2 separate regions of the Homo sapiens genome follow, and region 2 is linked to region 1. A link is a loop called in an ENCODE intact Hi-C map of the cell type or tissue named here. Cell type or tissue: heart right ventricle. All regions are shown on one strand. Each heading gives the region's core, and the rest is flanking DNA. Links, peaks and the distances in the headings are about the cores only.

The links. A loop is a pair of places that touch in the nucleus more often than their neighbours do. Peaks named below come from ENCODE experiments on the same cell type or tissue, not always from the same donor. Only the 100,000 strongest peaks of a DNase experiment are listed, where the experiment ranks them.
Region 2: a loop joins it to region 1, with 8 times the contacts of the local background. A loop is called at or near these places in 9 of 110 quality-filtered maps.

The regions. Positions count from the first base shown.
Region 1 is chr16:74,706,780-74,712,271 of GRCh38, forward strand. No RefSeq gene overlaps it. Among named protein-coding and RNA genes, the nearest start is that of MLKL, 8.7 kb to the left of the region's middle. In heart right ventricle, for the core only: CTCF peaks have their summits at 2,822 (motif pointing right) and 3,031; a DNase peak (open chromatin) is centred at 2,832.
Region 2 is chr16:75,127,916-75,133,141 of GRCh38, forward strand. It overlaps a transcript of ZFP1 not described here. Among named protein-coding and RNA genes, the nearest start is that of LDHD, 14 kb to the left of the region's middle. In heart right ventricle, for the core only: a CTCF peak has its summit at 2,736; no DNase peak of the experiment used is centred there.

The sequences.
Region 1 (5,492 bases), core at 259-5,258:
ACCGCTGCACTCCAGCCTGGGCGACAGAGCAAGACTCCATCTCAAAAAAAAAAAAAAAAAGGAAGAAAGTAAACAAACAAGAAAACTTGTACCTTGATAAGGGGAATAGGTGATTCTTAGCAACAGGATGGGAAGTTTTCTGGCAAAAATTCAGACACATCAAGAGTAGCCAAGAGTACAGAATCAAGGTATAGTGAAAGAAAGCATTGTTCTTCCAGGCCTTTAAGATAAACATTTCAGTGTCAGGCTATAAGGGCAGAGTTAGACTGGAGAAAAAAAAGTTATAAGAGGTGATGAAAAGGTTGAAGGAAAGAGTCACTATCCCAGGCAAGGTCTTGCTCTATTGCCCAGGCTGGAGTGCCGTGGTGTGATCATAGCTCACTGCAACCTCAAACTCCTGGGCTCAAGTGATGCTCTTGCCTCAGCCTCCGAAGTAGCTAACACTACAGGTGGTGTACCACTACACCTGGCTAATCTTTAAATTTTTTCATAGAGAAAGGGTCTTGCTATGTCGTCCAGGCTGGTCTTGAACTGGCTTCAAGTAGTCCTCCTGGCTCCCATTTCATAATTTTTAAAAACATGTTTTTCCATAATAAAATTTTTGGATGTATTAATAGACCCAATAAATGTAATCTTTTACAAAATGTAAGCATCAAAGAACACACTTGTATTTATATTCAGTAATTTTGTTCATTAAAAAATAATATTTTTCATATGGTTCATAAAAAATAATGTGTTCTTGTATTTCATTAAAAAATACTATTTTTTAATGAAACAAATTGACCCAGACATTTAACGAATATCTATTATTTTGTTTAACCTAACATAACTTCAAAATTTCAAATTACATGAAAAGTTCATTTATAGACATTTATCCTATTACATTTACCTAAGTTATTTATGTTTTTTTTTTCAAGACCTCACTCTGTCATCCAGGTTGAAGCGCATTGCCGCAACCTCGGCTTACTGCAACCTCCGCCTTCCTGGTTCAAGCGATTCTCCCGCCTCAGCCTCCCGAGTAGCTGGGACTACAGGCATGCACCACCATGCCTGGCTACTTTTTATATTTTTAGTAGAGATGGGGTTTCACCATATTGGCCAGGCTGGTCTCGAACTCCTGACCTCGCGATCTGCCCGCCTTGGCCTCCCCAAGTGCTGGGATTACAGGCGTAAGCCACCGTGCCTGGCTAGTCTTTGGAATTTTACCTGCGGGATTTTTTTGAGGCCTGAATTGAAGATACATTTCTCCATAAAACAATTTTAATTGCTTCCTCTGAGAGCCTTGTGGCTCCACCAACCGGGCTATTTTACATCACAATTTTGGCTTGAGGTGTTTCAGATCACCCGGTTTGCACGAATTCAGGCTTCAGACCTCAGTGAGGACTCTCCTTGTGGCTCTGCATCCTCAGCCTTTACCCACTCCACGCAGGAGATTTCACTTGCAGTGCCCTGGGGAGGTGGGTTTCCTCTTGGTTCACTCTTACATTGAGGATATGACCCTTTGGGGTCTGTAGCAAACACATCTGTTCCTCCTCATCATGCCCCCTCTGTCTGCCTCTGGTCTTAGCCTCAATTGCGGTGGAAGGTTCTGTGTGAACTCTGTCTCAGCTTTCATTTCAGCCACAGTTCCAGTGGCTAGCTCCTGCCTAACAAGCTCATACTCAACTTGTACTGATAGAATCCCACTACAAATGCATACCTCTATGTTCCTGCTTTTGTCCAAGGACTTTTGCCAAAGCCAGCATCTGCTTGGCTTGCATGGCTGGGAAGTCCCTAAGTGAGGGTGAATCGATGTCACTGAAGACAGTCCTCACCCATAGGAGTGGAAGCTGGTGATAAATGCTCCAGCCTCCTGTCCTATTGGACAATTCCGATACATTTTCTCTGTGCTTCTCAAGATGCCCTTACAGAATCTGTAGGAGAACCTCACATACTCAACCTTACACTGCTCCTCCAACTTCTCCCTTTCTAGACCTCCCTGGTTCTCGCTCTTTATTTCTGCAATCACCTCCCAAATAGACTGCCTGCATCCATGTGCTTGTTTTAGGTTTTGATTTTTGTTTGTTTGTTTGTTTTTTTGAGACAGAATTTTGTTCTTGCTGCCCAGGCTGGAGTGCAGTGGTGCGATCTCAGCTCACCACAACCTCCGCCTCCTGGGTTCAAGAGATTCTCCTGCCTCAGCCTCCCAAGTAGCTGGGATTACAGGCATCGGCCACCACGCCCGGCTAATTTTGTATTTTTAGTAGAGACGGGGTTTCTCCATGTTGGTCAGGCTGGTCTCAAACTCCCAACCTCAGGAGATCTGCCTGTCTCGGCCTCCCAAAGTGCTAGGATTACAGGCAAGAGCCACCACGCCTGTAATCCCATTTTTAGGGAACCTAAAAGAAGATATAACCCCACTGCTTTTGCCAGAACAAAAATTTTTTTCTTCTTTTAAATTTCTTCCTCTCCGCTATAGGTGTCTGAGATGGGACAGACACTTATGAGATGAGAGTCCTGGAATTTTCCAAATTTTACATTCATCTTGTGGCATTCTTTATAGATAACATTTATTCATTGGAGCCTGGTGTGGTCTTTGGGCAAAACACCTAACTGTAAAGAAAACTCCAGTTGAAATTTTGCAACCATTATGGCTTTTTTGAAAGTTAGAACTATTCATATACATATTTCCAACTTCCTCTCAAAAATGGCAGATGAGTCAAGAATGTAAGTCAACAGAACGGGTAAATTGGGAAAGGCTAGAATTTTGAAATCACAGATACCTGCTTCCAAAACAGTCCCCGCGAGGGCAGTAATAATGGAGTAGGGCTGCATGCTGCCACCAGAGGGCAGCAGAGGCCGGGAACAGGTGGAGAGGCAAGGCCCAGTTATTCTTACCGTCTGAGATCTGATGCAGACAAGACAAGCATTTATTGGGCTCTGTTACAAGTTGGTCATTGTGCTGGGCACAATAAAAAATCACACAAAGTTCAAAGGCAGAGATCAGAGGTCAGAGCCAACGGGGGAGTGGAACAGAGCAGAATTAAGAGGGCTGTTCTTCAGATCAACTAAGGAACTCCCAAAGACAGCATGTCTGGAAATACAAACACAATACCAGAAATAAATATGATGGCTATTTTTTGGTCTGTTCTTGACCATGGAAGCTGGGTCATCCCTGGAGAATCAGGCGAGGCAAATTTGTAGGGCCACTGAGGGTCAGTCAATCTGCAGATTTACTTTATGCTGATCAGAATTTAAATGGCCCTCTTGGCTGGGTGTTGTGGCTCATGCCTGTAATCCCAGCACTATGGGAGGCTGAGCTGGGGGGATTGCTTGAGGCCAGGAGTTCGAGATCAGTCTGAGTAACATAGAGAGACCCTGTCTCTACTTAGAAAAATTAAAAAATTAGCTGGGCACGATGGCACATGCCTGCGGTCCCAGCTGTTTGGGAGGCTGATGTAGGAGGATCTCTTGAGTCTGGGAGGTCAAGACTGCAGTAAGCTATGATCGCGCCACTGCACCCTAGCGTGGGCAACAGAGTGAGAACCTCTCTCTATAAATAAATCAATAGCTACCTCCCTGAGCAAACATAAAACTTTTTTGGTTTAGTGTCTCTCCCACTGCAGGAATAAACACAATCCCACGTCACAGGTCTAGGCTTTTCCCATCAGGCCAGATGTGTTGGCATTTTGATAATATCCTGTGCTTGCTCTAACATCTAATCTTTGACTCTTACACTTGATGGCAAAATCCTCCAGCTCCCCTAGATGCTCACTGAGGTGGGGGCTGCTCCGTGAGCACTAACTGCTTGGGGATTGCAGGCCTCGTGGCCTTCCTGTATTTTGCCCTGCTGTGAAAACGCAGGCAATATGGCCGGGTGCGGTGGCTCACTCCTGTAATCCCAGCACTTTGGGAGGCTGAGGTAGGAGGACTGCCTGAGCACAGGAGTTTGAGACCAGCCTGTGCAACATGGTGAAACTCCATCTCTACTAAAAATACAAAAATTATCAGGTGTGGTGGCGCGCACCTGTAGTCCCAGTTACTTGGGAGGCTGAGGTGGGAGAATGGCGTGAACCCGGGAGGCGGAGGTTGCAGTGAGCCGAGATCGCGCCACTGCACTCCAGCCTGGGCGACAGAGCGAGACTCCGTCTAAAAAAAAAAAAAGAAAGAAAATGCAGGCAATTACTTCTGCACTCTCAAGTCCCTGTGAGGTGGGACTTGCTCTCTCTCCAAAAGGCCTTGTGGATACTCCCAACCCCACTGGACAGTTACAGCGGTGCAATGGGGAGCTCTGGGAGAATCTGTCAGATTTTCACCAATTGGACTTTTCATTAATAGGTGGGCTTGGTTTCGTGTTGTCACTTTTTTTCTAAATCTTCTCATTACCATGCTAGAAACTCACTTTATTTTTTGGCCTTTCTTATTAGTTTTGTTTTACTTCCTTTTTTTTTTTTTTTTTTTTTTTTTTTTTTTGAGACAGGGTCTCACTCTGTTGCCCAGGCTGGAATGCAGTGGTGTGATCACGGCTCACTGCAGCCGCAACCTCCTGGGCTCAAGTGATCCTCCCACCTCAGCCTCCCAAGTAGCTGGGACTACAGGTGTGCACCACCACACTCAGGTAATTTTCTTTATTTTTTGTAGAGATGGGGTCTCACTGTGTTGCCCAGGCTGGTCTCAAATTCCTGACCTAAAGCGATCTGGCTGCCTTGGCCTCCTAAAGTGTTGGGATTATAGGCATAAGCTTCCATGTCCCGTCTGTTTCACTGTTTGTTTGTTTGTTTTGTTTTGTTTTGTTTTGAGATGGAGTCTTGCTCTGTTGCCCAGGCTGGAGTGCAGTGGCACAATCTCAGTTCACTGCAGCCTCCACCTCCCAGGTTCAAGCAATTCTCCTGCCTCAGCCTCCTGAGTAGCTGGGATTACAGGTGCATGCCACCACGCCCCCCAGCTAATTTTTGCATTTTTAGTAGAGATGGGGTTTCACCATGTTGGGCAGGCTGGTCTCGAACTACTGACCTCAAGTGATCCGCCTGCCTCGGCCTCCCAAATGCTAGGATTACAGGTGTGAGCCACTGCGCCCGGCCTGTTTCACTCTTCTTAAAGAAAATTTTCAATTTTTTTTTTTTTTTTGCTAAATCTTGCTCACCTTAGGCTTTTTCTCCTGCTGTGGCCATGTGTGTTTACACTTGCGGAGCTCCTCCTGTGTTCTTCCTCTGCCTCCCTCCCCCTGGGTGTGATGGTCTAGGGTGAGCTGCTCAGCTCCATCAGTAAATGAAGGTTATGAGTTCTGCTGCTTGGACGGGCTGGGTTCCGGTGACAGGCTTCAGGGACTCGAGTGATGGGTGGCTCCGACGGGTCCTACTTATCTTCGGGCTGGGAGCTGCAGGCATAAAGCTGCCCCTATGACTGCCAGAGCAGGGAGACACAGCAGAGTTCTGGGCTCCCTCCGAGGCTCCCCAACATCAGCTTGCTTCCGCTTCCGTGTCCTCAGACAGGTGAGTCCAGGGCCTACCCCC
Region 2 (5,226 bases), core at 227-5,226, 420 kb after region 1:
TCTCTACCTGATTTCTACAGATTTTGGAAACTATTTGTGAGTATTCCTAACTTATGACAATACAGTTATTTGCATAAGTGCAAAAAGAATCTGTTTTCATTTGTAACAGGACACCATTGGAGAAACTAGTTATTTTTACCAAGACTTTGACCAGAACGGTGTGCTTTCCTTTAAGGAATCAAACTTCACTTATGGAGCCAATAAAAGCCCCTTGAAAAACTGGCCTCATACCTTTGTCTACACAGTCCCTGTAAAGGGTTCCTGACCTGTGGTAAGTAAAGAATGTCACTGTGGGGCCCAGGAGCCCCACGTTTATCTTGGAACCTCAAGAGGAGAAGAATTTACCCAACTCATCAGTATTTGATGGTACAAATTCATGGCTGGGCTCGGCTTTAAAAAAAGTCTTATCTGAGATTCCTTCTCTGGGACAACGTTCCATCAAAACCAGTTTAAAAGCCTGTGTAAACATTAATTATTTTTGCTGTAGTGTATACAAATAATTAGGCCAAGTACAATAAAGCAAACCAGTCCTACCATGATTTGTCTTTAGTAAAAATAGGAAACTAGAGAGAGGAAAATTATGTTTCCAAAACTATAGTAACACTCATTGTTAGATTCTAGTCTTGTCTAATATTTTTCAATTCTTATTATTATCTACAGTTTGAACCAAATTCTAATTTTTCTTGGCAACGTGTCTTCAAAATAATGTTTTCAAATTTTTCCTTCTTTTTTTCCCCATTTTGCCTAATCTGGAGTCACTGAAAACTAAGCTGTGTTTTCATAAAGCCCTGTGAACTGAAGCTGGACAACTTAAACTTCAGAAGAAAATAACAGCAACCTATTTATATTTATATACATAAGCCACTTTTTTTGTTGTTTGTTTATTTTTGAGACAGAGTTTTGCTCTTTGTGTTGCCCAGGCTGGAGTGCAATGGCACAATCTTGGCTCATTGCAACCTCCGCCTCCGGGGTTCAAGCTATTCTCCTGCCTCAGCCTCCCAAGTAGCTGGGATTACAGGAGTGCACCACCACGCCTGGCTAATTTTGTATTTTTAGTAGAGACGGGGTTTCTCCATGTTGGTCAGGCTGGTCTCAAACTCCCGACCTCAGGTGATCCGCCTGCCTCAGCCTCCCAAAGTGCTGGGATTACAGATGTGAGCCACCGCGCCGGGCCAGCCACTTTCGTATCTGTCTACTGATGTATGGACTTCGGAGTAATGTGGCCTATATCAATTTTTCAGGATTGTTCTTTTGTTTGTTGTTGTTCTCCTTTCCTCCCCCTATTTTCTCTTCAGAGGACGTGAGACTTCACAACCTTCTAAAAATGAGCTTTCCTAGCAACTAGGGACTTACCTGTCTAGGAATAAACCATCCTAGCCATGAGAGATCAGATGAAACCTGAGATCAGAGACTGATTTTCTTCTAAAATGCTTTCTCTAAAAGATTTTTAAAAAGAAAAAGGGGGAATGTGAAGGAAAATATCTTGAGTCTTCAAAATCACTAAGCTAAAGGGAAAAGTCAAGCTGGGAACTGCTTAGGGCAAACCTGCCTCCCATTCTATTCAAAGTCACCCCTCTGCTCACTGAGATAAATGCGTATCCTTTTGCCTGTCTTGGAGAGGCTAATAAGAACCTCAAAAGAATGCAACCATTGGTCTCTTATCTACCTATGACCTGGAAAACCTTCCCCACTTCTAGTTGTCCCGCCTCTCCAGACAGAACCAATGTTCATCTGACATATGTTGATTGATGTCTCATGTTTCCCTAAAATGTAAAAAAACAAACTGTGCTGTGATCACCTTGGGCACATGTCACCAAGACCTCCTGAGGCTGTGTCATGGGCATGTGTCCTCAACCTTGGCAAAATAAACTTTCTAAATTAACTGAGATCTGCCTCAGATTTTTGGGGTTCACAGAGGCATAAGGCAGAAGGAGAGACCAAGGCAAGTTTTAGAGCAGGAGTGAAATTTTATTTAAAAAGCTTTAGAGTGGGAACAAAAGGAAGGAAAGTACACTTGGAAGAGGGCCAAGAGGGCAACTTGAAAGACAAGTGTGTGGTTTGACCTTTTGACTTGTGGTTTTTTTGTTTTTTGTTTTTTTTCAGACAGAGTCCACTCTGTCGCCCAAGCTGGAGTGCAGTGGCGCAAGCTCGGCTCACTGCAACCTCCACCTCCTGGGTTCAAGTAATTCTCCTGCCTCAGCCTCTCCAGTAGCTAGCTGGGATTACAGGTATGCACTACCACACCTGGCTAAGTTTTGTATTTTTAGTAGAGATGGGGTTTCACCATGTTGGCCCGACTGGTCTCAAACTCCTGACTTCCAGTGATCCGCCTGCCTCAGCCTCCCAAAATGCTGGGATTACAGACATGAGCCACCATGTCCAGCCTGACTTGGAGTTTTATATGGTGGCACGCTTCTGGGGGTCTTGCAGCCCTTCTCCCCTGATTCTTTTTTTGAGGTGGGTTGTCCACATGGTCAGTGGCCTGCTAGCGCTTGGGAGGGAAACGTGCAATTTGTTGACTGGCCTTGTACGCATGCTGACTTGAGGCTTTCTTCCCTTACCAGCTGAATGTTCCTAGAAGGTCATATATCTCTTAAACTCCATCATTTTGCTTCTTAGTACGCATGCTCAAGCTCAGTCACCCAACTCCTGAGATCTTATTGGGAAGCTGATCATCCGTTTCAGGTTTTTGTATCTATTGGGAAACTGCCTTTCCCTGGAGCAGGCTGCCACCAACTGTTATTTTAGAGAAACAGTGTAACTGCCTGACCATCACCTGAGGGTGGCCTGACTTTCCTGTTGGGTGGAGGGGGAGCCTTCTCTTGCCCTGTTCATGCCTGCCTAGCTACCTACCGTAATACTCACATGAGTAAATCCCTTCAAGTATTTTACAGTTTGATTCTTTTTTTTTTTTTGGTTGACAAAACTGAGGGATAAAGACCATTCCACGGCCTAAAACGCTTCAGTGGCTTCCTGTGGCCCCTCAAACAAATGCAAAGCCCTTGCAGTGGCCTTAAAAATCCTGCTGTGCCCTGCTGACCTCCCCACAGATCTGGCACCTTTTAGGGCCTGATATCCATTTATCATCTTTCCTATATCCCGCTTCCTCCCAACCTCCTCATTGACCTCCTAAGATCCAGCTTTCCTTTCTGTCCCTGTGGGCCTCAAGCTCTAGCCAGGCTTGCTCTTGACACACGCTGTGCCCTCGGTCTGGCATATTCTCCAGGCTTTCCACCTGGCCAGTTCTTCCTCACCCTGCAAGTCTAGGTATCAGTGTCCCACTTAGAGTGGGCCACCCTCAGGAGCATGAGGAGGGAAGCTCAGGGAGGGCTTTCAGGATGGGATGGGGTTGGGCAGTGGGGCAAGCCAGGGAGGCTTCCCGGAAGAGGAAATTTGAGGATGAGCAGCAGTTTTCCAGGTAGGTGAAAGAAAAGACTTCACAACTCTTTCATATTCACCCTCCCCGGGGCAGAGCTCAGGACCATCCTGGAGTGATGCGGCTGCTGTTCTTGAAGCTAATTCCTAGCTCGTTTTCCTCCCACAGCAAATGAGAAGCATCACGTTGCTAACATCACCAAAACAACGATCTACCTACCCTCGTTTTTCTTCCCATCAAATCGGGAGTGCACACTCCCCTCTCATCCTAGCTGGGTACACACTCCCCTCTCATCCTAGCTGGGTCCTTCACCCCTGCCATATTTGAATGAGTTTATATGTCCACCTCGGTTCGTTGCTTACCTGGATTGTCTCAAAAAATGTCTATCTTGTCCAGGCACAGCGGCTCACGCCTGTAATCCCAGCACTTTGGGAGGCCGAAGTGGGTGGGTCACCTGAGGTCAGGAGTTCGAGACCAGCCTGGCCAACATGATACAACCCTGTCTCTACTAAAAATACAAAAAACTAGCCGTGTGCAGGGGCAGACACCTGTAATCTCAGCTACTTGGGAGGCTGAGGTGGGAGGATCGCTTGAACCCAGGAGGTGGAGGTTACAGTGAGCCAAGATCACACCACTGTACTCCAGCCGGGACGACAGAGTGACAGAGATTCCATCTCAAAAAAAAAAAAGAAAATGTCTGTTTTACAGTTGGTTAGTTCAAATCAAGTTTGGTTGATGCGTCTCATAAATCTTTTTATCTGCAAGTTTCCCCCTTCCTTTTTTCATGGCATGTATTTGTTAAAGAAACTGGGTAAGCCAGGCATGGTGGCTCACACTTGTCATCCCAGCGCTTTGGGAAGCCAAGGCGGGGAGATCACTTGAGGTCAGAAGTTTGAGACCAGCCTGGGCAACATAGCGAAACCCCATCTCTACCAAAGATATAAAAAATTAGCCAGGCATGGCGGCATATGCCTGTAGTCACAGCTACTTGGGAGGCTGAAGTGGGAGGATCACTTGAGTCTGGGAAGCAGAGTTTGCAGTGAGACAAGATCATGCCACTGAGCAACAGAGTGAGACCCTGTCTCAAAAAAAAAAAAAATGAAGCAGGGTCATTTGTTCTGTAGAAATTTCCATATTCTGTATTTGGGTGATTGCATCCTTGTGGTATTGAATATATTTCTCTAATCTCTGTATTTCTTATGAACTATTATATCTAGGTGAGATGCTGGCCAGTACAACTTTCTGCTCTGATGGAACCATGCTAGATCTGCGCTTCCCACTTTGTAGCCAGTGGTCATGCATTGCTATGGAGCATTCAAAATGTGGCTAAGGTAACTCAATTGTCTATTTCATTTCATTTCTTTTTTTTTTTTTTTTTTTTCCGAGACAGAGTCTCACTCTGTTGCCCAGGCTGGAGTGCAGTGGCCCAATCTCGGCTCGCTGCAACCTCTGCCTCCTGAGTTCAAGTGGTTCTCTTGCCTCAGCCTCCTGTGTAGCTGGGATTACAGGCATTCACCACCACACATGGCTAGTATTTTTTTTTTTTTTAGTAGAGATGAAGTTTCACCATGTTGGCCAGGCTGGTCTCAAACTCCTGACCTCAGGTGATCCATCCACCTCAACCTCCCAAAGTGCTTGATTACAGGCATGAGCCACCACGCCCAGCCTCATTTCATTTTAAGATTTTTTAACTTTTTTTTTTTCAAGACGGAGTCTTGCCCTGTCACCCAGGCTGGAGTGCAGTGGTGCGATCTTGGCTCACCACAACCTCTACCTGCTGGGTTCAAGCGAGTCTCCTGCTTCAGCCTCCCAAGTAGCTGGGATTACAGGTGCATGCCACCACGCCCAGC